Linked DNA regions of Homo sapiens: region 1 is linked to region 2. Evidence: chromatin contacts called from ENCODE POLR2A ChIA-PET data. All regions are on one chromosome and are shown on one strand. Each heading gives the region's core, a stretch centred on a gene start or an enhancer-like site at or near the end of the contact. The rest is flanking DNA. Distances are from core to core; before and after follow the strand shown. Region 1 has its middle 37 kb from the start of TM4SF4. Region 2 has its middle 32 kb from the start of TM4SF4.

Region 1 (2,700 bases), core at 188-2,687, 68 kb before region 2:
TTGTTTGCTTTGTACCTAGCACCTTGAGCCATGCCTAACACGGAAACCTTTCCTTTGGACAGTGCAATCTTGGGCTTGTTTGCTGTCACTTCCATGACTTGCATTTATGAGGTTTTTGGAAAATGTTCCTTGATGAGAAAATATTCAAGAAAAATTGGATTATTTAGAAAGATGGGCAAACCTGCTCGCGGAGAAATTATCTGCTTAGTGACCTGTTATCTGCTGCCCTCTAATGGCTGAGCCGAGTCACCATTAGCAGGCGGCAGGTGGCTTTGTCATGGTGTAGTGAGTGACCAGAGCCTGGCTCAGGGGGTGCAGCCGACCAGGGCTGGGAATAGGATGGGGCATTGCTGAAGGGGGAAGGAGAAAGACATGCAGAATACAGACGTGTTTGTTTCCTTCTTTGCACTGACCTATGTGTCCTTTGGTGAGGAGTTCTATGGCTTTTGAGTCAGAATAAAGTTATTAAGTACAAAGAGAAAAAAAAACAAAAAAAACTAAAGTCATTTTCAGAGCAGGGTTCACAGTAGAGTCAATGGCTCACCTGCCTTAGAATTTCCCAAGTTGTTGGTGTAACTGTGAATTTCTCAGACCTCCTGAACCTGAAAGAGACTGAGGTCTGAGACTCTGCATTTGTTCGGTGAGCTTCCATGTGATTCTGGTGCAGTCAAGTTTGACACCTAAGGAGTAATCTCCAATTTTTTTTTTCATCATGGAGCCCCGATGTATGTATGTTTGCTTGTTTATTTTTTAATGTTATAAATTAAATACAAAATGACTGTTCTAGTGTATTGTGTACATTATAAAACATTCACAAAAATGGAAATTTTTAAAGAATAAAAAAATACATTAAAGTTTACATATGAACTTCCCATGCCACATTTTGGATGAGTATAATTTATGATTAAATGTTATGTAACTGATCCTTAGGGTGATTATGATGGCACAACATTCATTTTCCCAAGTTTGTGGCCCCAACATCAATAGGCAGCAGGATTATCTGCAGAGGTTTTATTTCTGCTTCAATAGCATCACGGGAATTCTCTTTCTTCCCCTCTCCCTGTTTTTCTACCTCTCCACAATATTCACATTTGATGCTGGGAAAAGTTGTCATGTTTACTCTCTTTACCAAGCTGATGCTCCTAGTATTGCAATTTCTTGGTAGGAAACTGAGTGTGGACTGGTAAGGGTGTTGGCATCATATAGCCTGCAATGCCCAGGTGCTTAAGCAAACACAAATATACACCCTTGGGACTACTCCAAGACTGAACCAGTTGCAAAATCATCTCCTGTGAAACCCTGCCTAGAAAAAGCTTTCAATGCATAATTAGACTCTAATCTGGCTCTTAATTTTTCTGGGGTCATGGATCTTTAAGAATGCGATGAAATCTTCAGGCTCTCCAAGGCTGGGAAAAAATAATTCATGTGACCGTAGGTACTATTTAAGAGAGTGTAAACACTTCTGCAGTTCTCAAAGTGTGGAATCTGGGCTGGCAGCATTAGCATCATTAAGGAACTTAATAGAAACGTCCAGCAGGGCATGGTGGGGTAGGTCTGTAATCCCAGCATTTAGGAGGCCAGTGTAGGAGGATAGCTTGAGGCCAAGATAGGAGACCAGCCTGGGCAACACAGCAAGGCCCCATCTCTACAAAAAGAAGGAGGCTGGGTGCAGTGGCTCACACCTGTAATCCCAACACTTTGGGAGGCCAAGGCAAGTGGATCACCTGAGGTCAGGAGTTCAAGACCAGCTGGCTAACACGGTGAAACCCTGTTTCTACTAAAAATACAAAAAATTAGCCGGGCGTGGTGGTGTGCACCTGTAATCCCGCTACTCGGGAGGCTGAGGCAGGAGAATCACTTGAACTCATGAGGCGGAGGTTGCAGTGAATGGAGATAGCACCATTGCATTCCAGCTTGGGCAACAAAAGAGAAACTGTCAAAAAAGAAAGAGGAAGAAAGAAAGAAAGAAAAGAAAGAAAGAAAGAGAGAGAGAGAGAAAGAAAGAGAGAGAGGAAGAGAGAAAGAAAGAAAAGAAAGAAGGAAAGGAAGGAAGGAAAGAAAGAAAGAAGGAAAGAAAGAAAGAGGGAGGGAAAAGAAGGAAGGAAGGAAAGAAGAGGAGGGAGGGAAAGAAAGAGAAAGACAGCTAAAGAAAAAGAAAAAGAAAGGAAAAGAAAGAAAAGAAAAGAAAGAAAAAAAAAGAAGCAATACTCGACCCCCAAGCCTACTGAATCAGCAACTCTGGGGTGGGAGCTGGCACTCTGTGTTTAGCAAACCCCCCAGGACTCGAGTTTGAAAACACTCCAGAACAGTTCTCCAACCTGCTTCCTTATTAGAATCACCTGGTGAGTTAAAAATAAAAAGGACTGATGTCTGATGCCTGGCCTCCAAACTCACTTAATTAAATTAATATACCTGGAAGTGGGGCGGGAATGGACACTGGGATTTTTAAAAGCTCTGCAAAGGAGCTAAGCTCTGTAGACCCAGGCTACTTTTCTCTCCTCCTCCTCCTCCTCCTTCTTCTTCTTCCTTTTAGAGACAGGATCTTGTTCTGTTGCTCAGGCTGTAGTACACTGGTGCAGTCATAGCTCACTGCAGCCTCGAACTCCTGGGCTCAAGTGATCCTCCTGCCTCAACCTCCCAAAGTGCTAGGATTACAGGCATGAGCCACTGCGCCTGGCCCCAGGCTACTTATGACAACTC
Region 2 (2,700 bases), core at 2-2,501:
CTGACCTTCCCTCCACTATTGTCCTATGACCCTGCCAAATCCCCCTCTGCGAGAAACACCCAAGAATGATCAATAAATACTAAAAAAATTAAAAAAAAAAAAAAACGAATTGATGGTGTGTGTGTGTGTGTGTGTGTGTGTGTGTGTGTGTGTGGCTTCTCAAAGTAGGAATCATATTCATATTTACCTTACTCTGCATTGTTCATATAAACACTCTGGGATCCACACTGGTAGCCCCATAGCCAGCCTCTAGGAGCATCTGGCCAAAACTCCTCCAGGTCCACTAGAGTCCAGTGGGATTCTGGGTGGATCCTTTGGGCGTTCCATAGGAAATTATTTCTGTTTCTCCTATGGCTGATGCAGAGCTTTCTGTCTCTCTCCCCTAAGTGCCTTCCCTACCTGCTACAGAAACTCCATCTTTTCTGAGGCTTCCTGGAACCAAAGTTCTGGCTTGAATGACACTGACTTGGGATTATGTTTGAGTGACTTCCCCACTGTAGAGCATCAGCTATCCCATTACTCTTCTCTACCTCAGTGTCTAGGTCCCATCGAGAGTCCCTACACTCTTTGAACCTATAGGCAGTGTCCCTCCTTAGGAGCTAAGAACTGGAGAAACAGGACCCTTGCCATATCAGTGTTAAACAAGAGGGCTGCCATACTAGGAGTAGCCTCTTATAATAAATAACAGGGGGATCTACTATGCCTGGAGGAGGGAGATGACACCACCTGTTAGTCACCGCCACTCAGTCGTATCTGGGGGCTGGCATGGTAATTAAGTGCTCCATATCATACCATGTTTCCTGTAACCTTTGTTCAGTTCTTAATAATTATATCATGCTTTTTTTTTCAACTTAGATAAGAACATATCACAGGTGTATTTGTAAGCAAAGTTCTTTTTTGAAAAAAGATAGGTAATCAATTCATGGGAAACCAATGTTATGAACTCAAAAAAGGAGTTAATATAGGCAATGTTTTCTACTTGTGTTTATATTTTGAAGTTAGAGATTAGTGACCTTAACTGGAAGCTTGGGATCATTGCCTTCACAGAGTTCGGAGCACAGTGAGGATATTTTTGTAAGCACCATGCAGGCAAGAGAGACTAAAACGCCAGTTTGTGCTTATAATTTGCATGGTAAGGTTTGGATCCAGACAGAACCAGAAAAGACAGTTGGGGAAGGTGACTTCATCAAAATCTACATTTCATATTCCTGCACACAGCCATTTGGAAAGAAAAAAAACATACATGAACAAACAAATGAACAGACCCGTTTTCCCATATGTCCTAAGAACCTCCCACTGCATTGTTGTTCTTTGCCCACGCAAATCTCTGTGTGGATAATATTTTAGGTAGTAGTCAGGCCTATGAATACAAGACAGTGGCAATGCAGGAAAAGAAGTATGTTTTACTGCTGCTAAAAATAACTAGAGCAAGCCACACTTCAAGATGACTAATCAGCTCAGTGTTCTCTAATACAAGCTAATTACTTCCTTCTTTTTAATTGCCTATTTATATTTGTAGCCTTCACTTATTACTGAGGGTTGATGTAAAAATGTCATGGGGGTTGGCTGGTAGAATGTGTCACATGAAATAATGTGGTTTGAATGGAAGAATCTTTCTAATTAAAAGATTAATTAGAGAAAAGTGATACATGGGAAGGCAAACTGGCAGCTTTCAGATCCTGAAGAGTCACATATGCACACTTTAGCTTATTATTGAACGGCTTGAATACAGTTATAAAAGCTAAAGTCTTTATTTTTCTGGGGGTGGTACTGCTTTTAATAAAACTTCAAATTATCTGTGATTCTCTTATTCCTGGCGGAGAAATTTGAATGTGCTTCTTAATAGAATCGAAATACACATAGTAAAATGTTAAGATCAAGTACTTCTAAATAACTTTTTGTTTTTCAGTTGTAGAATCTTCTTTATTAAATTCGTTTGTTAAATTTACATTTATTCTGTGTTGCTTCCAAAGAAATATCCATGGAAAGTTAAAAATGCAAGGAAACCATGGTTACACTCATCAGAACAGGGTTACAGAATTACTACCATATATCTTCACTATCTTCAGAAGATTTATTCTGCATGATTGATTGCAATTATATGTAGCATAAGGCTACTGTGAGCTAATCACATACCTATATACAAAGTAACATTAAGTCATAATTTCTAGAGCTGAAAATCTGGTGCACCAGAGGCTGAACGTTTGTGACTGCTGGAGATTGTTATTTTGGAAAGTACCATGATTTGCTCTGTAATGATGGGACTATACACAGACTGAAAGTAGCTGGCATTCCTGTCCAATGTGGAACTCTACAGTACACATATTTGAGACTAGAGAGGAACAAAAGGAAAATAAATGAGTAGACAATATGTATAAGAAAAGATAAAAGGAATTAAGATGGTTTGGTTCAGAGATGAGAAGGCTAAATGGAAGTTCAATTTTATGAAGCCTCTACTATTGTATTGTCAATATTGGGAGGTGGCCACTTTATCTTTTCAGAACTGTGTCTCCTGAAAGCCATGGCTCCGAAGCCATCTTTAAGGCAGATTGTGATGGCTAAACTACATTGTGACATGAAATGCCAAGAATGATGGGCTCTTAACATGCAAGAGTAGATACAAAGCAAGCTACTGGCTTGAATAATGATTTTTGTAGTGACTTAAAGGATTTCATGTCCAAATTTGGATTGTTTCATGTT

The links. ChIA-PET counts read pairs that join two places held with the same protein, here RNA polymerase II (POLR2A).
Region 1: POLR2A ChIA-PET joins it to region 2 with 12 read pairs in AG04449. The contact joins two enhancer-like sites. POLR2A ChIA-PET finds 5 or more read pairs at or near these places in 3 of 52 experiments (AG04449, OCI-LY7 and PC-9).

The regions. Positions count from the first base shown.
Region 1 is chr3:149,510,013-149,512,712 of GRCh38, reverse strand. No RefSeq gene overlaps it. Among named protein-coding and RNA genes, the nearest start is that of TM4SF4, 37 kb to the right of the region's middle. RefSeq lists a silencer at 147-246. Within about 2 kb of position 1,437, at least 3 of the 41 ENCODE cell types and tissues checked have a DNase peak (open chromatin) inside an H3K27ac peak, as active enhancers do; they include PC-9, where a contact is called at or near this core.
Region 2 is chr3:149,441,767-149,444,466 of GRCh38, reverse strand. No RefSeq gene overlaps it. Among named protein-coding and RNA genes, the nearest start is that of TM4SF4, 32 kb to the left of the region's middle. RefSeq lists an enhancer at 1-201. Within about 2 kb of position 1,251, at least 3 of the 41 ENCODE cell types and tissues checked have a DNase peak (open chromatin) inside an H3K27ac peak, as active enhancers do; they include PC-9, where a contact is called at or near this core.